Regions from separate parts of the Homo sapiens genome. Here all the other regions are linked to region 3. The links are chromatin loops, found by intact Hi-C in ENCODE. Cell type or tissue: ascending aorta. All regions are shown on one strand. Region 1 overlaps SLC14A2 (solute carrier family 14 member 2). Region 2 overlaps SLC14A2 (solute carrier family 14 member 2). Region 3 has its middle 18 kb from the start of SLC14A2-AS1.

The links. Hi-C counts contacts between places; a loop is a spot of excess contacts. Peaks named below come from ENCODE experiments on the same cell type or tissue, not always from the same donor. Only the 100,000 strongest peaks of a DNase experiment are listed, where the experiment ranks them.
Region 1: it touches region 3 in a loop (8-fold over the local background); 2 of 110 quality-filtered maps call a loop at or near these places.
Region 2: a loop joins it to region 3, with 3 times the contacts of the local background. A loop is called at or near these places in 3 of 110 quality-filtered maps.

The regions. Positions count from the first base shown.
Region 1 is chr18:45,634,030-45,642,029 of GRCh38, forward strand. SLC14A2 (solute carrier family 14 member 2) reads left to right here. Exons shown (of 20, transcript NM_007163.4): 6 at 2,961-3,153; 7 at 5,717-5,864; 8 at 7,180-7,314. It overlaps LOC105372093 (a long non-coding RNA gene), which reads right to left. Exons shown (of 10, transcript XR_935423.3): 8 at 2,794-3,128. Among named protein-coding and RNA genes, the nearest start is that of SLC14A2, 23 kb to the left of the region's middle. In ascending aorta, no CTCF peak of the experiment used is centred here; DNase peaks (open chromatin) are centred at 4,042, 4,787, 5,117 and 5,562; H3K27ac peaks cover 6,769 bases.
Region 2 is chr18:45,615,634-45,623,633 of GRCh38, forward strand. All of the region lies in intron 1 of SLC14A2 (solute carrier family 14 member 2), which reads left to right. All of the region lies in intron 8 of LOC105372093 (a long non-coding RNA gene), which reads right to left. Among named protein-coding and RNA genes, the nearest start is that of SLC14A2, 4.2 kb to the left of the region's middle. In ascending aorta, CTCF peaks have their summits at 4,123 and 5,516 (motif pointing right); DNase peaks (open chromatin) are centred at 1,868, 3,948, 4,408 and 5,578; H3K27ac peaks cover 3,763 bases.
Region 3 is chr18:45,517,794-45,525,793 of GRCh38, forward strand. It overlaps a transcript of SLC14A2 not described here. Among named protein-coding and RNA genes, the nearest start is that of SLC14A2-AS1, 18 kb to the left of the region's middle. In ascending aorta, no CTCF peak of the experiment used is centred here; DNase peaks (open chromatin) are centred at 3,528, 4,158 and 4,708; H3K4me3 peaks cover 465 bases; H3K27ac peaks cover 7,176 bases.

The DNA of each region.
Region 1 (8,000 bases), 120 kb after region 3:
TCAACCACATTGCACTGGCTGGCAATTAGACTTCAGTGCCCCCCATCCCACTTCCCAATTTAAAGGACAAAAAAACACTGAGCACCCCACCCTGGGCTCTGTGCTACTACTCCAGTGCATTCATCAATCCATTTATGGGGACCCTGAAATTCAAGTCATAGGGTAGGTATTTGTAGTGCCATTTTCCAGATTCATTCAATAAACAAATATCTGTTGAGTGCCTGAACTATTTGTTGAGTGAAAGGTTGACCCTAGATGCTGGGAATATTTGTAAACAAGGAAAAGTCTCTATTCCCTTGGAACTGACATTCTTCTTGGCTAAGACAGAAATAAACTCATAAACTAGTTAATAAAAGGGATCATTTCAAGATGTGATAAGTGCTTTGAGGAAAGCAAGAGAGGCTAAATGGGACAGCAAATGATTCCAGACATGTGTGCTCAGGGAAGACAACTTTGCAGAGGGGACATTTGAGCTGTCGCCTAAATGATAAGAAGGCATCTGTCATCTGAAGATGTGGGTGAAGGATGTTGCAGGCAGAAGCAGCCCCCAACTGGGGAAGTGTGATGTATTCTAAGAAGAGAGACAAGACTGGTGTGGCAGAAGCCCAGTGAAGGATGGAGGAGTGGCAGGAGGGGAGGGCAGGTACTCGATGAGAGTCAGACCAGGTACACCCTGTAGACCCAGTAAGCCTTTGGATTTCTATATCAGCTGTGATAGAAAGCAGTTAGAGAGTTTTAGGCAGAGATGTGATGGGATATGGTTTAAATCTAAACAAATCACTCTGTTTGCAGGATGGAGACGGATTTTAACTGGAGTAAGAGTGGATGCTGGAAGCATCTGCTACAATAATCCACAATTGTCTGCTACAAAACCCCACAGAGATGACAGTGTTTAGATTAGAGTGATATCCATGAACATGGTAAGAAGTGAGTGGGTCTGGGGTATATTTTAAAGAAGATAGAGGCAATATAACTTGTTGGGAGGTTGTGGAAAACCAAGGAGAGGAAAAAAAAAAAGAAAATTGAATACACTCCTTTAATTTGCCTAAGTACCTAGGTTGATACAAAAGACCAAGAGAAGAACTGGTCGGTGGCAGGAGACAGGATACAAATCAAGAATTCTGTTTGGACACATTATACTATAGACTTCCAAGTAGAGATGTTGTAAAGGCAATTGGATGTACAAATCTGAAACAGTGATATGATCAAGATTTGGGAGGTGGAAACACACAGAAGCTTTCATCTATGGTACTAAAGGCTATCACCCAACAGAGAAGATTTTTTAGAAGAGAGAGAAAATATTCAAGACAGAGTCCCATAGGCTCTTCCAACATTTAGAAGTCTGGCAAGAGAGGGGAAAAACCATCAAAAGAGACTAAGAAGGAACAGGCAAAAAGAAAACTAAGAAAATCCAGTGTCATGGTAGCCCAGACAAAGTATTTCAAGATGGTGGGCAGGTCCAACTGTCAAAGCAATAGGGAATGACCATGGACTTAGCAAGATAGATGCCATTGGTGAAATGGACAAGAGCCATTTCCATGGTGTAATGAGGGCACACACCTGACTGAAGTGGGTTTGGGAAAGACTAGGAAGAGAAAGATTGGGGATAGCACAGAAAGCCAACCATTTCGAGGGCTACTGCCCGAAGGGGAGCAGAGAAACGGAGCCACAGCTGGAGTGGCCATCAGGTTAAAGGGGGAAGATGTTTAAAGGTAGAAGATACTAGAGCATGTTATATCCTGATGAGAATGATCCAAAGAAAAAGAAGAGATTGAAGCTGCAGGAGAGAAATGAGAAAATTACAGGAATGAAGTCCCTGAGGCAGATTAGATCCAAAGAACAGGGAAAAGAACTGGCCTGATGAAGGAGCAGGGATGCTTCCATTATGTGAAAAAGACAGAGAGGCAGATTTTGTGGGAAGAAAGCAGACAGGGTGTGGATTTTATGGCTGGGAAAACAAGCCTTTCTCATCTTGTCACTTCTATTTTCTTAATGAAGTAAAGCCAGGTGGTTGGCGGAGGCTAAAGGGAAGCAGACAGTAAAGATTTGAGAAGAAAGGTGAAAATGTGAAATACTTGTCTCAGCAAGTCGGAGAGTTAACTGGTGAGGGATGTGTAGGAGGGTTTTCAGGAAGTCTTAAACGCCTTTTTGAAATTCATGGTCATTCATTAAAAGCAGACAATTTAAACACATCATGCAACTTCAGGTTTTGCCCAGCAGGTCACTGAGTGTGGATGATGTGGGGTATTTGGTGTCTAGGGTGGCTGGTGCCTTCCAGAGGAAACTGAAGCTAAGGGAGATTAATTACCTAACATTGTTCCTTCAGCCTGTATGCATAGGAGTGAGTCAGGATTTGCACTAAGCTTCATCTGTCTCCAACACCCATTCTCCTTCCAAGGAAAAGATGAAGAAGACAGAGGGTACAAACAACTGAAGGTTCTATTTTCCCCTGGCAGTTTCCAGAGTAGCTCTAAGTATTTTTGCTGAAACTAGACCTGCAAATTACCCATATGCCATTGCAGCCTCCTCCTAGAAGGTCAGTCTTCTAAAATGTTATCAGAGCCTTGAACAATAGTCATTGTACACCTTGGTGATTCAAAGGCAATACATTACATTTTGTTTAGTTTTCTTGGTTTAAAAAACAAGGAAATATTTCCACTATTTTATAAAGTGTTTTACTCAAAATAAGTTACGATATTTTTAAAATTTGTTTCTCAGAGGTGTAAGCTTATGAAGCAGATGACAATAAATTGGCAAAAAAAAAAGAAAAAGGTAAGAGCTGAAATTGAATACCTTATTCTATTCCCTATCCCAGATCATTGGAACACTGGAGTCTCAAGGGGGCCAGGAATGCTGTGCCTAGGAGAGGAGGCAGTGGATGATACAGTGGCCAGAGCTGCTGAGACAATGTAGACCTCAGGATGTCACAGGGATTAACCCTCTGTCTCTTGCATCTTCAGCCCAGTTCTTTCTAGTGCCTTGAATTCCATCTTCAGCAAGTGGGACCTCCCGGTCTTCACTCTGCCCTTCAACATTGCAGTCACCTTGTACCTTGCAGCCACAGGCCACTACAACCTCTTCTTCCCCACAACACTGGTAGAGCCTGTGTCTTCAGTGCCCAATATCACCTGGACAGAGATGGAAATGCCCCTGGTAAGTTACCCAGCGGTGATGAGTTGAGACCCCCATATTCCACTGCAGACCTTCTCGCCAACCAATTTGTGGACTATCCATGCTCTCAACTTCTCTAGAAACATCTATACCAGATGATGGGCCTCAGCAGGGTATCAGAAAGGGTTGCTGCCACATCCATAGATCCTTTCAACAGTACTTATTGAGCATGTAACATGGCCTGGACACTTTTTCAGATACTGATAATACAAGACAATGACATCCTGCTCTTAGGAAGCCTACATTCTATACGGGGAAACAGATAACATGCAAGTGAACAGATAAGCGTTGACAGTACAGAACTGTGGTGGTTGAGTGAAAGATATTAGATAAAATGTATAGTCAGATAAAGGGGCAAGATACTAAAATAAACATTTAAAATTGGGATTTTAAAGGCATTAGCATAGAAGACAGAGGGTTAATTTTTATATACTCTCTCTCTTAGTGGTTCTCAGGCAGGGATAATTTTGCCCCTTGGAGACATTAGGCAATGTCTGGAGACATTTTTATTGTCAAGACTAGAGAGGTCCCCAGCACGCTGCTCCCAGGCCACTTCCCTCTTTCTCTTTGAAACAACAGAGAAAGGCCTTCCTTTTCCTTTTTGTTTAATCAGCTTATTGTTGCTATATAAGAATTATGAGGAGTGTGAAGAAGGCCTGGTGCTTAGTAAATTTCCATGGCACACCTGACTGCCCTTCACACCAGGGTGTCAGCTGCGGCCTGGGAGCAGCGTGCTGGGAGGGAAGGCCGCCCTGGGGCACAGCTCACCAGGCTGAAATATAGATCCCAGCGGAGGAAGCTTCATTCTAAACCCAGGCTCCATTCCAAGGCCACTCATTCCCTCATTCCTCTCATTCTTGACCGCTTGGGCTTAAAATCTGCGTTCCCGGATGGAAAGGTGGACGTGAACTCCCCTCAGCATCCCGCATTCCTCAGATGTTGGCAATCATGGGATATTTATTAAATAGACTTCCAGCCTGTTCCCAACATTTAAGCTGAGTTCCCTGGTCTGGTACAAAGTGTTTTCTGGGTTTCTATAAATAAATATGATTGAGTACCCCTCCCTTGCCATTCCTTTCGCAAGATTATAAACTCTGGTCCAAACAGCATTTGGTTATTAAAAGACCATTCATTCAGAGACAAGAGTGAGCAAAGTTTAAGAGCCCTCTAGGCTCTTCAAATACTACTCCCTGAAGAAATCATACTTATTCCAGAATTAAATCAAATTGTCAAAAAGTACAAAATTTGGTCCAAAGGGAGAAACTAAATTATTCCCAACATCTACAGCAACGTCTACAGTAGATCATCTATAACTAATCTCCCATCGCACACTAGACTCACCTGAGGACCTGCCATGCCCCATATCAATTAAATCAGAATGTCTAGGGAAGAGCTGGGCATCAGTATTTGTTTAAAGATTCCCAGGGGATTCCACTGTACAGCAAAGTTTGGGAACCACTGACCTAATCAATTCCTATTTGTTAAGCACCTATGGTGTACCTGGGCATAAAGGGCCCTGTCCTCACAGAGGTCATGTGACCTGGCAATGGTGAAAAGAACTACAGAGTCTTAAAGCTGGAAGATCATCTGCCAAGCCAGCCTCTTGTTACAGACGAGGATGTGACATGCTCACAGTCACACAGTGAACTGTGCAGAGCCCTGATGGAAGCTAGAGCCCTCTACTCCCAGGCCAGTGCTCTGCCTGCCCTGCCATTCTCCCTCCTTTCTTTTTCTGCCCTCAAAGGACTCCAAAAATATCGACAATTCAGCCTGGCCACAGAAAAGCCATCTGTCAGCACTGCCAAACAAATTCTCCCCAATTCCAGCACCAAGTTACTCTCAGGCTCAGGGATGTCTGGGCTTCAGGCCATTCTCCAGATGTGCCACATACTACCTTTCTACAATGCTATGCGGTCTTCGAGAGCAGGGGGCATGCCTACTGCTCCTTTCCAAAGGCTCACAACCCCCCAGGGTAGCAGTGAATGGGCAGGGGCCGCCAAAGAGGACGTGTCAGCAGTGGCTTGACAAAGAGACAGCAAGGGTGACAAAGACCTCAGACCTGAGCTAGGGGTCAAGCTCAGAGCCTCTAGCCTGCACTTGACCAACAACAGGCTGGGTGACTTTTAGTCAAATCATACATCAAAATGGCCTACTGTATTTTCAATATTCCTAGAATATTTGTATGGATTTCAGAAGGTCTAGAGGAAATCCCCGAGAGCCCTGAAACTCCCAGCGGCATTCTAGGGAGGAGGTGCATTCTGGTCCCCTCAAAGCAGAAGCCGTATGTTCCTCAGAAGCATCCATGCCCAGCCCATGTTGGGGGCCCTGGCTTTGCATGAGGGATGCTCACATGCCTGCTGGGTGGTAGAGTGAGGAGCTGTTTGTTCCAGCTCATGCCTCCCATGTTCTCTCACATGCTGGAGGGTACAGTCATCCTCCCGTTCCACTCCATTACTCCCCCGAGGAATGGCTCAAATCTGGCCCTGAGTCTGGTTTTTGCATTATTGTCCATGCTCCAGTGACCTGTATTCTGTTAACTTTGCAGCTGTTACAAGCCATCCCTGTTGGGGTCGGCCAGGTGTATGGCTGTGACAATCCCTGGACAGGCGGCGTGTTCCTGGTGGCTCTGTTCATCTCCTCGCCACTCATCTGCTTGCATGCAGCCATTGGCTCAATCGTGGGGCTGCTAGCAGGTAGGACAGAGCTCCCTCTCTTCAGGTCCTCAGGATAATTCACTCAAGGTCACTTTTCCCCTACATACAGCAAATCTTCCAGACATTCTCTTCCCTGCAGTTTTAAATACTTTCAGGGAGACAGGCACGGTGACTTATGCCTGTAATCCCAGCACTTTGGGAGGCCGAGGCACATAGATGACCTGAACTCAGGGTGAAAACCCATCTCTACTAAAGAAAAAAAAGTACAAAAATTAGCTGGGTGTGGTGGTGGGCACCCATAATCCCAGCTACTTGGGGAGCTGAGGCAGGAGAATCACTTGAACCCAGGAGGTGGAGGTTGCAATGAGCCAAGATCGTACCACCTCACTCCAGCCTGGGAAATAGAGTGAGACTCCGTCTTAAAAAAAAAAAAAATACATGTGGAGAGATGCAAGGGGGTAAGAACCAAGTTGGCCTGCAAACTGAGCCCCTGGAGCTGAGGATGCTGGAGAGACACAGGGGTAGGGGCGGGAGCAGTAACCAAGACCAACTGTGATAAAATAAATGGCCCAGCACTCTGAAATTTTTGGTAAGATACAAAGAAAATTGTTCTCAAACATTGGATTGCCACTTAACAAATGTGCTTTAATATTGCTACCTGTGTATATGTATGTATACACATTTAAATAGGTATTTGCTCTTTCTGACAACAGAGTCAGAGATTGGGGTAGGAGCATTGGGAGTAGGAACCTGTTTTAGACTTCTTCTAATATTTTTCAAAGATTTTTTTGGAAGCAAAACTTTAAAAAGTATTTTTTATTTGGAAATAGTTTTAAACTCATCAAAAAATGGTAAAAATAAAAATATGAGGCATCTGTAAATTCTTTCCCCAGATGTACCCACTGTTCACATCTTACTCCTTCTGCTGTATCATTCCTCTATCTACATATATCCATAAGTGTATAGGGATATTTTTCCAGAGCACTTGAAACAACTTTTAAAAATATTTGTTTAACTCTTCAAACCTTTTTGGAAACTTTCTTGCTAAGACTGCAGTTGCTGTAGTCAAAGCAGTAAGAAGGGGCCTAGAATCCCACCTCCTTGCCTCTTCTCACCCAGGAGGACCTCCAAGTGAAGCCTGTGGCTTTGACAACTGGTTTGGAAACCACTGTTCTCTTTTCATTGAAGGTCTCCTAAGACCGGATGCCATTTGTAGAGGCTCTTTTGATGGGCAGGTTTGGAGATGTGGGGTGAACAACAGCATGGAGGCCACTCTGAGACCTGGCACCAGTCCCAGGGTGGTCTTTGTTCTGTGGCCCAGAATCAGACAGAAATACCACACCTTGTCCCATAGCCCTGTCAGTGGCCACACCCTTCGAGACCATCTACACAGGCCTCTGGAGCTACAACTGCGTCCTCTCCTGCATCGCCATCGGAGGCATGTTCTATGCCCTCACCTGGCAGACTCACCTGCTGGCCCTCATCTGTGGTAGGTGTTCAGAAAAGCTGACAACCAGGTTATTCTGGCTATTCCTTCCCCCCTTGTTTATGTGAAACCCATGGGGACCACTAATCAATACTGTTCAGCAGTGACAGAAAGGCCAATGGCTTGCGTCCTAATGCCAGTGCTGCCCTTAACAGCTGGGGATTTCAGGTCCCTTTTCTGTCAAATGGGATCACAACCACCGAATGGTATTATACTTACACAGTGTTGTAAAGTTTATAAGGAAATCACATATGCATTTCCTTGTGTGCTAATGACAGCATTCCTGCTCTCTATAACTCTTCATTCAACAACTGTTTATACAACACCATCAAGTGCCAGGACCTAGTCTAGGTATAGAAGATACCATGGTGACTACATCCTCATGAAGCCACAGCCTAGCAGGAGAGAAGTAATTGCACAAATAATTACTAAGGCTGCAGCGTCCACAAAGGTTGTTGGAATGATCCAGTGAGGTGATGTACCAGGAGCACTAAAAATCATAACCACATTATGGAAGCTCGATTTCCATAAACAGAGAATATGCTGCCAGAAGGGAAATCAGCCATAGTCCTTCTCATACACCTGTATCCCAGCACCATACCCTGTTATATAAATATACAAACTCACTTAATCCCCCCAAGAATACCACCAGGCATAGCCTGCCTGGCCCATTTTACAGATGAGGAAAT
Region 2 (8,000 bases), 98 kb after region 3:
CAGGTAGTTCTTTATAGCAGTATGAGAATGGACTATTGCAGTGGGGGAGCCAGGATTTGAATCCAGGTATTCTGTCTCCACTGTGCCACCACTGTCTAATAACACTAAAATTAACTACCTAGAGCCACCTCGGGGCAGCTTGTGTATATAAGTATGTGTGCATGTGTGTATGTGTAGGGGTGTATGTGTGTGTGTGTGTGTGTGAGAGAGAGAGAGAGAGAGAGAGGGAGAGAGAGAGACTACTACATTGTGAAATAGTCCACCACACAAGCCAGAGCAGAGGTCACCATGCTCCTAAGAGGCCAGGAAGGCACCATGGCCATGTTAGGGGTGGGTGTGTGAGCAGGATGTGTGTGAGTAAAGGAGATCAATATTCGTGCATGTGGAACTGAATTGGAGGTAGCTGTGGGACCTCAGGAGGCCACCTGCCCAGAACAGTGGCACACACTGCAGAGAAGCTGAAAATTGTCTTGGGCACAAGTGGAGCACCCCTGGGTAGAACCGAGGGAGATTGAGAACAGTTGCTATCTTCAGAGCTTTTTAACTTCTCCCCCTAAGTAGCCTCAACTGATGGGAGAATTGACACATTACCCCTACGTAATAGGTGGGCACAGCCTGAAGCAGCCACCTGCAGACTCTACATTTCTTCCCTTTATATTTTATTTTAATAATATAAAGAGTTGCATTTGACTATTTTATAAACCATGTTTGCTTAAATATACAACTATTATTCTATATTAGTTCATATCAAGCTCAATCAGCATTCCAGAAAACTGTGCTTCTCAGTGCCCTGGGCATTGACTACTCTGGCTCAGAGTTTCATGCCCAGTTTCAGGAGCGAAGCACTCAGACATGGAGCACCTCAGAAGGTTTTTGAGCAGTGGCACGACCAAGTCATGTTTTAAGATAATTTACCCATCACCAGTGGCAAGGTGGAGAAAAACTGGGGAGACTGAAGTGAGGGAAATCAGCTAGAAGGTGACCTGCGTTGGGGAGGGCCTGGCTTAAAGGGAGATAATGGGCTGATCCAGACTGAGGGCTCTGAAGGAGAACTCGATGGCTGAATAATTGCAACTGATGGAATGCAAGAGGCAATAAATAAATTGCCATTTATTCATGGGATGAGAGGGCTCAATATGTGGAACATTGAAGGGTCACCCCACTTTAGAAGTGTCACATAAGGACCGGGTGCAGTGGCTCACACCTGTAATCCTAGCACTTTGAAAGACCAAGGTGGGCGGATTGCCTGAGCTCAGGAGTCTGAGACCAGTCTGGGCAACATGATGAAACCCCGTCTCTACTAAAATACAAAAAATTGGCTGGGCATGGTGGTGTGCGCCGGTAGTCCCAGCTACTAAGGAGGCTGAGGCAGGAGAATTGCTTGAACCCGGGAGGTGGAGGTTGCAGGGAGCCGAGATTGCGCCACTGCACTCTAGCCTGGGCAACAGTGGAGACTCCATCTAAAACAAAGAAAAAAGTGTCACATAAGAAGGGTGTGACGATCTCCTATGAGATTCTTCCAAACACAAGCTAAGGAGGAGCATCAAAAGAGGTCAAGTGGTCTGCTCTCTCCCCCACCTCATCTCACAGCCACTGCAGGCTCCTCAGAGCTTTTCTGCTGGAGGCCAGAATTCCCCTGCCAGGCTCTGGTTAGATTCTCAGCTGCAGAACCCCAGCCCTGGCCCTGCAGCAGAAACCAGAAAGATAAAGCCCCTGGCCCACTGGCCACCAGCCATCTCTAACCCCAGCCAGTCCTCAGAGGACCCAGAGGAGGTGGTGCTGCCTCTGACTCCTGCCCCACCCAGCCTGACCCGCTGGCCCCAGTGAGTCAGTCTCCTCTCAGCCCAGATCAGACTTACTAACTTGGAGCTGCCAAGAAAACTCTGAGCCACCCCTAATAAAAGCCGGCACTCAGCCAGGCTCTTATACAACCCAGCCCTGAGTAAGGCACCTCTCAGCCCAGCTACTGGACTGTTTACCTGCCTTGTCTTCTTAGTGCCCAGGTGTCTCCTGGATTCCTCCCCTCCCTGATCTCCCTGATGTGTGATCCACCAGTCCAGGGGCCTCATCTGTCCCCATTCTGGCAGCCTGACCAAACATCCACCTAGCCCCACACACCTGATTTTTCACCTTCAGAGTCTACCAACTCAGGGATGAGTGAAGCCAGTGCTCCCAGGGACCCAGCCTGACTCACTCAGCAAGGTCCTTTCAGAATGATGCTGTCACTGAGATCCTGGTGGCAAGATGGCAGAGAGTCTGGGGTTGTGTTTGGTGAGCCAGAGTGAAGGACAATCAAGCAGACTGCCCTAGAAAAATGAAGGCTTAGGATCAACCTCTGAAGTGCTCTTAGGTGGGAAAAGGAGTCCCTGTATCCTGTGCAGGTATAATGGACAGAACTGGAAACAGCAAAGAGAAAAAGTCCCAGGGACTTGATGTCAGCTCCACAGATACAAGGGTTTCTAGTAAGCAGGGCTGTTCTCAACAAGACCAACCTGCCTCATGGGAAAGGGACCCCAGCCAGGAGAAGCTAGGTATCCAGAGGTGTTAAAGAATGGATTCCTTCATCATTTCAGAGAGGACATCCCTCTTGGTTCTAAGGTTGTAGAAATTTATGGAAACTCTCCTTGCATCAATTGCAAGGTCTTAGGCAAAATATATCAATCCAACTAATATTCTGGAGAACCTGCTAATCACTTTTACTTCTCCAGAGCTGCTGTGGTCTCAATAACTGAGTTGGTTAGAAGATGAAGTAAGGCCAGGCACAATGGCTCACGTCTGTAATCCCAGCACTTTGGGAGGCCCAGGCCAGTGGATTACCTGAGGTTAGGAGTTCAGGACCAGCCTGGCCAACATGGTGAAACCCCGTATCTACAAAAAATACAAAAATTAGCCAGGCGTGGTGGCAGGCGCCTGTAATCCCAGCTACTCGGGAGGCTGAGACAGGAGAATTGCTTGAACCTGGGAGGAGGAGGTTGTAGTGAGCCGAGATTGCACCATTGCACTCCAAGCTGGGTGACAAGAGCGAAACTCTGTCTCAAAAAAAAAAAAAAAAAAAAAAAAAAAAAGAAGTAGTAAATGGGGCCATTTGAGATTCATCCCCAGATGACCAGGGGACTGGTATACTTAAGCCCAAGAGACTAGGGATAGGGAGAGAGCTTTGACTCTGCACTAATTCACACCAACAACTCAAGAAATCCCTTTGAACATGGGCCCCTTACATCCCAGGGCAGCAGGAGCATACGAAATAGGCACAGCCCCTCTTCACTGGGCATGGGCGTGTTTCTGCAATTCTACTGGAGATGGATGATCTTTAGGAGAAAATAATCAGGAAAAGAATTTCAAAATTAGTACAATAGAGCAGGAGCCACAGTTTTTCTAACCATTGGAAGAATTTGGGTCCAAACCTAGACACTAAGGACTCCTGACAGTCTGGTTCTCACACCCTAGTTTTGTCTTTGATTGCCTGCTGACATCTCTCCCATGCTGTAGCAGAGTCCATGCTGGGACTTGCTTGCCCAAACCATGTATTTTCTCAGGCATTTCTCTGGAGTGTGCTCCTCTTTCTCACCTGCTTAGCCAAGTCCTGACATGGAAGCTGAGCCCAGTCTCCCCAGGGCTGGGAGGGCAGGGCAGCCGCTCTGTGCTCTCTGCACCGCCCTCTTGCCCTCTGCCCTTGTGCCTCCTGCTCAGGACACAGTGCCTGCTCACTGCTTCTCCTGGGCACTCGAATGTGAGCCCTTTGCAGGCAAGGACTGGGCCTTCCAGCAATGATCCCTCCAGGGTAGCCCACAGGCGAACGGTAGATATTCAACAAGGAGGGTTCTTACAAAGAGGATGGAGGAGCTGGTCTGTTTTGGGAGCCCCTTGCCAGACATTTGAGGCCTGGTTTTTGGAGAGACGTGGGACTGATCCAAACAGCCTCTCTGTCCATATTTCTGAAGGAGAAGAGGAGGTGTGGGCAGCCAAGGAGAGTCTGAGTGCGCCAAGCAGATCATTATGTGTTCTTGGAAGCAGGTTTAATGGACTGGCGCTGAGCTGAGCTGGGAACGGGCTGAGGCCCTCAGCCCGGACGTGGCTCGGGCAGGGATTTCACATCCAGTTCTAACAAGTGGCGACGCCTTATGGAAACTTTTGAAAGCTGTTCCGTTTCACACCAGCCAGCTTGTACTTCATCTGGCTGCTCCCACCCTCTCTCCCTTCAATTTGGGAGCACGAGAAGAGGGAAAAGTAAGATCACTAAGCGCCTACTATGTGCCAGGAACCAAGTCAGCAATTTCACTGTCCTGAGAAGCCTACGTTGCCCTTCGGAGACATGGAGGCCCACGCGGCCCCGAGTGGCAGAGCAGGGAGGCAGGAGCAGCCCCACCTCACAGCCTGTGCTCCTTCCGGATGCGGAGACTTGCTCTCCACAGGGCCATTGGTGCTGCATGTCTCGCCCCCTACCCCAAAGCCAAAATTCCCCGTTGTAACAGAGTAAACATTCCCGTGGCAAAGGAACGCTGTATTCCCTAGAGGAGGTGCAAGGCCCTGTTCCTGCAGAGGATACATAGGATTGAGAAACACAACAGCGGGCTGAGGCCCTGGACCCAGGCGCTCAAGGGCCAGCCACTCGGCTGTGCATGGCCCAGCCAGGCAGTCAGAGTAATGGAGAGCGCAGTGGGGAACTGGGTCTAACCTTGACTCTGCAGCAAACTGCTCATTTTCTGGGTCCTGCAAATGTCACAATGAGGTGAGCTTGCTCTGGAAAATGCTGAGAGCAACATACACATGAGAAACAATTCCTATTTTGCTTTTCAAGGACATGATTTATCTGTAAATGGAAATATTGTCTGCATACAGAAGGGACTCAAAGGTGGAGTACCTTTTTGGAGAGTACCCTAGAAAGAACTTCCCTTGTGCAATAATAATAATAAAGGGATTTTTAGGTGTAAGGCTTTCTGTTGGGTGGTATAAATGCAGAAATTAACAAGGTAATGGCCCCTGTTCTTACAGGGATTATAAAGTAGACACATTTTTTTTTCATCAAAAGAAATATAAAAATCTTTAAATTCTTACGGTTAGGAAATAATTTCTGAGTATACCCATTCTCAACTCCTACCTGTATACTTCAGCCCCACCACTTAAAAGAACACTATATTTCCTTGATTATATGATGTATATTATTTTCATATTTTAACATTTCTAAAATCAGGATGCATCTTGAAATTATGAATGGAAGCATTTTCTTCTTTCTTTATGATACATAAAATAGTGATCAATCTTACAGCTGATAACATCTTAGATTCCATGAAATATGTTTAGGAAAAACCTTTATCATTACCACTTTTCAGCTAGACTTTTAATAGATTTCATAGCCACTGAATTTAACACAAGGCCTTTCCGGAACATATCTAGTTCATCCAGTTGTATAGTGTCATGCAGATTGTGTGTCTAGATATCTGATTGCCCCTGCTTACTTTTCATATGGTTGGCTTGGAGGGAAATTTTTACCAAGGGCCAGGGATGCTGTATCACCTCTTGGCCACCAGAGGGAGAGAGCGCATTGGAGAGGAACAGGTTCTGGGGCTTGTCGGATTTCACTGTCTCCTAAACCTTTCCAGCATGCCCCCTCTATGGCAGTGTGCCCACCCCTTACTGAAACCCTACCTACAGGGTCAGAATACAAGGAAAGGCCTCCATTCCGGAGTTATGGCAGCATCAGGGTTAGTTAGATCTGAATGACATTTGCAGACCTACACAAAAATTCACAGTGGTCTAATGAGCTCCTCCTGGGAATGAGAACGGTGCTAGACATGACAGGGGGTTCTGCCTGCAGAAAATGCATGGCTGGTGGGTGGCCCCACGCTGTTCTGAAACCACTGGAGATCCCTGAGATCCACAGAGATTTGTAAAGTTATGCAGAGAAGTGTTCCCTATCTATCAGTCACCTGTAACCTTGCTCACAGTCGCTTCCTCCCCCCCACCTCTTCCTTCCATATTTATTTATTGAACCCTTACTACATGCCACACACTGTGCTAGGAGCTGGGGTCAAAGCAATAGACAGAACAGAGGAGGCCACCGTCCTCATGAAACCTAAGTTCTGGTGGGAAGATAGAAACCATACAAATAAATATACAAATCTGCTATAAGGAAAAATACCTGGTCCCATGAGAGTATGTGACAGGAGAACATGGTGGGTGGATCTGCGAGGGTTTATTTAGCAAGTGATCATTGAGACAAAGCCTGGCAGAAGTGTAGGGGTTGACCAGGAAGAGTGAGGGAAAGGTCTTCATGCCAATGAACCAGCACTTGCAGAGGCCCTGAGGTGGAAAGTGTTCAACACCTTACAAGTACTAAAAGGAGGCCAGCATGGGGCCTGGAGTCATGGAGCCAGAAAGCAAGGGACTCACTAAAGCACAGTGGCAGCTCAGAGCCTTGCACACCCTGTCAAAGAGGTAGTTTTCCATCTGAAAGCATTGATGGGCTTTAAGCAGGGATCCAACATGAGATTAATATGGCAACTCTTCCCTGCGGGGCATGGCTTTGAGGAGAAACCTGGGAAAAAGTAGGGATATCCAAATGAAAGTCATTGAAGATGTGGTAAGAGGTGATGGTGGCTAACTGGTGACCATGAACGTGAAGGCATATTTTTTAGAGACAGAATTGTTAAATTTAGAGAGTAAGAAGAAGGGAGCATTAAGTGTGACTCCTGAGTTTTCTGAAGGAATGGCTTGGAAGGGGAAGATGACTTTTCCTAGGTGGTCACCTGTGAGGGAGGATAGGATTTGGGAAGGCAACATGATGAGTTGTTTTGGCAAATTAAGGCACTTGGAACGTCTATATGTGAGTGTAAAGTAGACAACTAAATCTGTTAATCCACTGCTCAAAACTGGGCTGGAAATGTGAGTTTTGAGGGTCATCGGCAGGGAGATGGAATACGAAGCCATGCTGAGGGCTGACGTCACCTGGGTAGGAGCACCAGGGCTGAGAAGAGGGCCCGGAACAGGGGTCTGCAAAATGCTCCTGTTACACGAAGAAGAGCCGCCAAAAGAGAGTGTGAAGGAGCAACCAGAGAGGGGAGCAGATATAACGGCCAAAGAGTGTGTCAAAGAGGGTGATCAACTCTCAGAACACCACTGAGCAGCCTGGTGGGATGGGGACTGAAAGTGGACTTGCCATGGAGGCCTTAGAGACCACAGCAAAGGCAGCCATAGCAGAAAGCAGACTGAGCTGGACTAAAGAGAGAAAAGGGAAGCACCTAGTGTTCACCTGAGGACAGCAATCCAACTTACAGTGAAAGCAATCTACTCGGTTATTACCCTTGTTCTCTAGCCATGTTCAGTTGTTTGGTGAAAGCATGGAAAAGTTAGGCATTTGGGTTTATCCCGGCTGGAATTTCACCATACAAGCATGAGGGAGGGAGACAGGTGCAAGAGAGTTGGAGGAAGTAACATAAGGGGCCATGAAGTTAAGTTGGTCAAGGAGGGAAGGGAAGACAGGTGGTTGTGGGAGCTGAAGGGCTGTCAGAGGGGTCACCTGAGCAGGTGAGCCAAATGTGCAAGAGGAAGTGGCCAGAGGAGAGATCTGACTTTTGAGATTTCCAGTGTGTGTGATATTAAGCCCATGCTGGGACTGTGGAAATCAGTTGCTGAAAAGGGGAGATGAAAAGGTTCACTGGAGATGAGAAGGACAAGGATCTGAGAAGCCAGAGAACAGGATGATGAGTTATCTGCCTGGACATCGAAGCTGCTTAAAGTTACTGGAGGGGGATGAAGATGATTAGTAGGAGCACTTCAAGTCTTCTCTGAATGACAGAGTGACCAGAGAGTCAGTAACGCAGCAGTGGGCAGTTGGAGAGGATGGTATGGCCATTTGAGATAAGCCTCAAAGAAGAAGGGTTTCTGCCCAAGCAAGGTGAGTGGTGCTCAGAAGAAATTGTGGAGAGTAAGAATTCCTCTCATTAGGAGGAGGAGAGGTAATAGCCTAGCGAAATGGAACTAATGCAAAATTAGATAGGGGA
Region 3 (8,000 bases):
TTAATCTCTCTTTCCCTGGGAGAAAATATTAGCTTAAGTTCATAGGGGTACAAAAAATAGAAGTTCACTGGTTATAGAGAACAATTAGAAAACAAACAGCTTGCTCAAGGGGGCAAGGGATATAAGAATAAGGTGCTTATTGTAACTGCTGTAGAAGATTGTTGAACTGGAATTTACAAATCAATGCCATATCTTAACTTTGACATCTTAAATTAGATATCTTAACTCCATAATAATAATAATAACTAATAATTAACACAACATCTAGATTCAGTCTGTTTCCTACTTCATTTTATGGAATGGAATAGGATATATATTTCCCAATTGCAATCCTATTCTGTAAAAGAACTGTTACCTAACAAAGCCTACATCACACAGTTCCGGGTTGCTCCAAGGCCTCTGAAACATCTTTGAGATTGTCCATCTCATTTCACAGCTGATGCAAACAGAGTCCCTGTTCCCCAAGTGAGACACACTTCACCTTTCATACCATTAAATACTATGATTTTTGAATGACTAATGATCCTCTTTAAAAATTACACATCCATTGTTTACATGTACCCAGTGTCAAACTCCATCTAACTCCCCTATGATAGCATTTGTCTTCATTCATTCATTCATTCATTCATTCATTCAGCCTATTTACCAACTGTCAAGTACAGCATAGACACTGGTGGAAAGCAAAGGTCCCAAACCAAGTTCACAGTCCAGAGGTGAAATAGACATTAGTAAGTAAAACAGCCCTGTAACTGTTGGAGCTGAGTCATGTCAGAGAGAACCCAGAGGAAGAGACTTGTTAACTTGCCTGGGGTCGCTGGAAAAGCTTTACAGAGGAGTGGCTCAAACTGCTGGTGTCTGGACTTGGCCACTGATAGTCAGGGATAAAGACCAGAGTTGGCCCTTCCTCTGTGTTTTCAGAAAAAGACGGATAATCTAGGTGACTAAAATTGAATTTTTTTTCTAATTCTTTTCTTAGAAAAAAAGAGCAGGAGGACCTCAGGTTTTCTGATACCTCTTCAACAGAGGGCCACCTTAGCTCCTTCTCCCTGGAGAGCAAAGGCCAGGGCAAGCAAGCTGTTTTGCACAGGTGTCAGGGAAAACGAGATGTGTCCACTGTGATTCTGGTTAAGCTGAGAGCCCCAGCTGGCAAGGGGCCAGCCTGGTGGCATGCAAGTAATATAATACACAATCTAAATGCAAGCATTTGTGGCCTGTTTGGGGAATCAATTAACAATAAGCATATACATCCATTTACAAAATAGCAGTGTGCTAGAGTATACCCACACTGTAATTGGAAACTAAAATAATACCAGGAGGAATAATCATTTTAAAAAATCCTCCAAAAAGCCAAGAGTAATACTAAGAAAATAAAATAAAAAATGTCGTCCATCTGCAGAGTTATATCCTTAGGGAAGCACTGCAGAGCGCACTAACAAGCAACTGAATCCATGTATAAATGAACAGAAACCCATGAAGGCAACAGAAGGCAAGGTGGGGTGTGGAAGGAAAAAAATATCCCTGGTAGATTAGCTACCCCTGAATCAAGCAGAGTTCCATTTGATTGCTTCTTGTAGGAGATGGAATGCTCCAAGGCCAGGCATGACCCTCAGGGGAAATTATTCTTTATCTGCCCATTCACAGAGTCTCCAGTGTTGGTTTTGAACTTGGATCCTCCTTTCCCACTTCAGCACCCCCATGCCCATGCGTGAGCATGAGCACACACACATACACCTCACTCACTCACCCCTGGGGGAATCCCAGACACATAATTTACTGTTAGCTGCTAGCTGAGGAAGATTCCCTGCCAGAGAACTAATTGGAAAAAGGGGGCAGAGTAAGCACGAAGAAGGAGGAGAGAGCTCATATAAACCCCAACTTGTGCACTTGGCAATCAAAAAGGGGCTAAGCCAAAGATCTCCTGTCTGATAATTTTAAGAAATTAAGCTAAAGGCTCAGAGAAATTCCACCCGTGCTGTTACTCCGGGATCTGCTCATCCCCTGGAGCCTGTGGTTTAGCAGCCCTTTGTGAGATCGCTCTGGGTTCTACACTAAGGGGAGGTCTCTGAAGGAAACCAGAATCAGATGGGACTCCTACACTAGGAATTAACAGGCTGGTGCCACCAACTACCTGGCAGTGGTATCAGGCTACTCTGGGTGTTAGCAGGCCCTTGCATACATGGATGGGAGCTAGCAGCTACTGCCACTTTCACACACCAGAAATCACAGCTGTGGTGTGCTTAGATCTCTTTGGGCCAATGGGCATGTCTTGTACGTACCATTTGGTTGAAGTACGTAGAGGGTGGAAACCATATTTGGTATGTCTTTAGAAAGTTAAAAAGATGCTTTAGCCATATTCTTGGAATGAGTCATTCAACCATGTTGGACTCAGTACCTAGCACTATTCCCTGCTTCAGTGCAGAGAATCAAGATGTGGTTTTTGCAGAAGCAGAGCCCATCATCAAATAGATATTGAGTCCCTAACAGGTATAAAGCCTCAACTAAAATCTCAAAAATTCCTTTCAGGAATATGAGTGTGCTACATGTGACTGTTGGCAGATCACCTGATGGAGACTTAGGATAATGGGTGGTGCAGGCTGCGAGTCCATGGGCATGCCTTAAACACACCCTTACCTTATGTCCCCCTGTCCCTGACCCAGTGCCCGCAACTGGGCTTTTACATGGTACTAAGCACTAAATAAATACCTTTTGAATGATGGACTAAATGCATTTAAAGTTGCATTTATTTCTGTTCTTTTTGATTAAAATGTATGGAATAAACTTTGCATGTCAAATGAGCTAGATCTTTATAGAGAAGTGTTTTTCTGGGCGTTTCCATCCTAAGGAGGTATGGCCCATGAGACAAGAAGCAACATGGTGTCCTGGAAAGAGCATGAAATTTCAGCATCAGAAAATGTGGGTTCTCACACATCTAGCTGTGTGACCTAGGGCAGTTACCTCAACCTCTGGGAACATCTATTTCTTCCTCTCTAGACCAGAGAGAACAATCTATCTAATTTGTGGGTTACCATGAGAAGATAAGGGAAAGGCTTACTAAGTGGCAAAGCCCAGGGCATATACAAGCTGTTAGGATCATGATTATTATTATGACCGAAAGTCTGCACAGGTGACAGGGCCTTGGTGATTGGGTGCTTCCCCAGCAGTGGGAATGGGTGGGCCTTCCTCCTCCCACCAGGTCCTCTGAGATACTCTAGAATCTTAACAGCTGGCCCAGGCAAGAGTAGTGTCTATGACCATCCAACAGGCCCACCTATGGCCTGGAAACATGACCTGCACCTCCCATCACCTCAGTTCTACATCAAGTGACCTGTCAACAGTCATATTTTTTAAGGGAATTTCTGAGAGCTTAGTTGAGGCTTTAACCTGATAGGGACTCAATGCCAGTTTGATGATGGGCTTTGCTTCTACATCATCTTGATTATCCTTACTGATGGAGAGTTGTGCTAGGCACTGAGTCCGACAGGGTTAAATGACTCATTCCAAGCTTACAGCCAAAGCATACTTGCAGTTTCTGGCATTGTGCTAAGGACTACTGGGAATGCAGAATACATAACTCAGAAAGAGTGCACAGGGTTAGGGATAGAGACTCACACAAGACAGACACTCAGTAACTGGATAGTACCATAAGCAGGATACAGCTCAGGGACCAGAGAGAGTAACACAAGAAAGGTACAAAAAAGACTTGGAAAATTGAGAGAAGCCAGAAAGAAGAGAGAGGACATTTAGATATGAGGTATAACTTTGGAAAAGACCTTCAGAAAGTAACCCTGTTTCCTTTTTCATTTTTTTTCTTTTTTAAATAAAATTACCTTTCGAGGAAACAGATTTACATATGAGATTATGTCTGGCTCAAGTGACCTTTAAAATCCATTGTATTCCATAAACCAGCAAGTCGCAAGATTTAATGTGCATCAGAATCACTTGGTGAGTGTGTCAAAAATGCAGGTTCCCACAGAATCAGAATCTCTGGAGCTGGCCCTCATAAATGCATTTGTTCTAAACAGCCAAGTGATTCTGGGACTCAAGCTGAGGGAGGCAGGAAGGGGTGTGGCTGATTGTGAGTGGGCATATTCATCCAGAAAGTAAGAGGTATTTTCCCAGAGGCCTATGGGGTAACTGGCCTTAGACATCGTTACTCTTTGAGCTATGTTTCATTTGAGGGCAGCTTGCCATGGAGGAAAGCGTGCTGGACTGGGAGTCAGCAGACTCATGTTCTAATCCTGCCTGGACTATTTGCCCCTTGGGCAATCTAAGGCAGTCTAAGGCAGTTATGTGCCTTTCTGACCTTCAGTTTGCACATCATATCAGTGGAGATCACCATCCTTCACGTGGGGTTACTGTGGATTTCAAATGGGAGCATGCATGTTAAAGCACCTTAAGAAATAGAAAGTGCTGTAGGAAAGTTGGCAGCGTCAAGTTCTGGGTATGATGTGTTGTGAAAAGGAGGCATTTTTTTATGTTTAGCCTTGCTATCCAAAACAGCTAAGCCCTAGAAGCATAAACACTATAAGCCCATGAGAAAATGTCCAGCTTGCAGTAATAAACTCGAGAAGGTAACCCCGGAAGGTGCACCCTTGACATTGCAGACCTGGGAGAGTTTGAGCCCTGCCATCCCCAGAGCGGCAGCTTCCCGGCACCATCCCTCAGTCCCTGCCTCTCATTCTGCTGGAGATGGCCCCGAGCTCAGGGCGGGAGCAATCCTACATAACTCACTACCCAGAATGGAAATGCCACATAGCACATTTAATTCTGCACTGACAGTTCTCGGGAAACAGGCCTAGTTCTCCATCGACCTCTAAAATAGATGATGGTTTTGGTAATAGCACTTTCTTCAGGAAATTCCATTCATGTTCATTCATTTATTTTAGACCACAAATATTCATGAATTTTGTACAGTGTGCTTGTTATTGTGGTTGTTGTTTGTTGCGTGAAGATTTCTGTTTGCTTGCTTGCTCACTTTACTCAGGCTCTCATTGGATTCCCCAATTCTTATTAACATGTGGATCATTAGAAAATCATATCACCAAACCAGCTATACCCTGTTGCCTTGGGCAATAGAAGTCAGAGGCCATTTTGCTGAGGACACCTGGTTTAAGCATCTGGGTTGCCAGGGGTTCCCATTTCTGCTAAGTTCCAACGCAGAGCATGCCATGGCTTGGCACGCATGCAACCAAAAAACTGATCTCTCCAAGTCATGGGTGAGAGGGCAGAGTGTCTTACCATGACCCCATAAGTGGTCTACGGCAAGCTGTAGTCTGCACTGGTCACTGGTGGGGTGTGGGGTGGGGGTTCTCCACTTTCTCAGCTGGTGAGAATTGTAGTTTACACTCAATTTGAGAAAAGGATTAAATAAACAAAGGAGGGAAATGCCAAGAAAGTTCCTCCAGCTCCAGCCCCAGCCCCTATGCTGAGTCTGGATAACCCAGCCAGACACCTTGAGATGTGGATAAGTATCACAAAGACAGGTCGCCCAGGGCAGGAGCAATCTATACTCCCATCACCAGGTTTTTTTTTTGTTTCTTTGTTTGTTTGTTTTGAGATGGAATCTCACTCTGTCACCCAGGCTGGAGTGCAGTGGCGCAATCTCGGCTCACTGCAACCTCCGGCTCCCTAGCTCAAGCGATTCTCCTGCCTCAGCCTCCTGAGTAGCTGGGATTCCAGGCACATACAACCACACCCAGCTTTTTTTTTTTTTTTTTTTTTAAGTAAACACGGGGTTTACACCATGTTGGCCAAGATGGTCTTGATCTCCTGACCTCGTGATCAGCCTGCCTTGGCCTCCCAAGGTGCTGGGATTACAGGTGTGAGCCACCACACCCAGCCACTAGTTATCATTCTTTAACCCCACGAAATCTCCCCTGTCTTTGGAGACCCAGTGCAAATGATACATCCTGCCTGTAACCCTCCCCACCTGAGACCTGCCTTTGCTCTGACACAGCAACTGCCTGGATCTCCACTGAGGGCTTCCTTTAAGGGCACTATTTCACTTTTCCCAGGTCGTCCAGATCTCTGGCCACATTTGTTGAGAACTTACCCTACACTAGGCTGTTTGTGTGCCTTTTACTGTTTAACCCTCACATCTGTCCTTTGAAGAAGATTTTGTCATCATTTTCAGATAAGAGAATGAGAGATGCAGAAAAATTAAGAAAGTTGCCCCAAAGACACATAATTTGTAAAGTACGGAGTTGAATTGAACCTCAGGACTGGACACAAAACTGGAGCTCACCTGAATACTCTGGGCTGCCTCTAATACCTGTCTTTCCTGGCTATTGTAAGGATTGGCAGTAACAAGTATAAAGCACCTGGATGGAGCCTGGTCCTTAGTGGGTGCTCAATAAGTGATCCTTATTACTACTATTACTTATTCTTTACTATTCTCAGCCTTAGACTGTGAGACTTGACTGTTTACAGACCTGTTTTCCTCTTGAACCTTGCATGGAGAGTGTATTTTATTCACTTAGTGCCCTCAACACCTCAACAAGTGTCTGGCTACCCAATGTTTTGTACTGATGAGGTCCTCAATAAATGCTTGTTCAATCCCATTGCACTGCATTCAACTCAGCTGGGACTTGAAGACCCAGTAGGGTGTGAATAGAATGCAAGAAAGAAAAGACAAAGGCAGTGAGAGGGATGTGCCCTTGATGGGGTGTGGGACCAGCCCAGCTGGACCTGAGGTGAGAGGAAGGGTTGGACACTGGCCTCAAGGAAGCCCAGAGCAGCCTGATCACCTATGGTAGGCAAGGTACCCTGAACATAGTTCCCTATCCAGCCCTATATATCCACATCAGAAGGCCAACAGATGACACATACACATGAAACTTTGGCATTTCATTCTTCTTAGTTCAGGGCTCATTTAGAGAAATGGGTAAGTGACAATCTTCATGGAAAGAACACAGGACCGTATACGAAAACACACAGGTGTAGACCTAACTGCTAAGCCCTTAAATGCCTCACCTGCCTTATCTGGCCTCAGCTGCTCCATATGAAAAATAAGATAGAGGCACCATGGCCCCACCAGCCCCTGCCCTTTTTCCTGCCCCATTTTCTCCTCACCCTAGCATTTGGAGTTGAAGGAAAGTTTTCTCCCAACTTTGGTGAGATTTCTGGTAGGACTAATTCAGGAGACTTAAAGCATCTCCTTATTATCAAGATGAAATGTTGAAGTCAAATTTGAAACTACAGGGATAATATAGAAAGCTTATGGGCAGCTTTTAATATCCACCTCCCTATTTAAATCTAGAACAATCTTATGCCTTCCAGATAAAAAGGATACCTCTTGGGGGTAATTCCCAAGATGTTTTTGAAATCTTTGCATATAGACACACACACACACACACACACACAAAACTCTCCTCCCTTCAGCTCCTTGTCCATCCTATAAAAATTTTCTCTCTGACCTACCTGGGGTATTTTCTTTAATGTGGCTGCTATTGGTAATGAATCAAATGCAGTATCTTGCAGTTAATCATAAAACTAAGCAAATGAAACAAGACTTCATGGGCCCATCCTTGGACTTCTGTCTCCCTGACTCCTCTTTTGGGAAAGGTTGAGTGGATTAGGCTTGAAGTGAATGACTGTAGTGCTGCTGGTGCATCCACCATGCATGTCTTGAAGAATGTCTCCTACCACTTCCAAGATCCCTAGAGATATGCAGCTTAGATATGCCTTGGCTCCATTTCCCTTTATTACTGGTTATTAACTCCTTTGACTTGTTCTGAACATGTGCCAAAGCCCTTGGCCCAGACACAGAAATGGCTTTTATTAAACACTAGTGATAAAAATATGCTTATATCACCCATGATGATTTCAAAATGCTCACAAACTTAACTATTTTCAATGCATTCCAATTAGCATTTGGTAGATCTGCCCAGGAGTTATCATCATCACATTTTAGATGATGCTTCCTAAGAGCAGGAGTGTATTTTCTGTTTGTGTCCATATGAACTGGGACCCATGAACATACAATGGGTCACAATGCAATA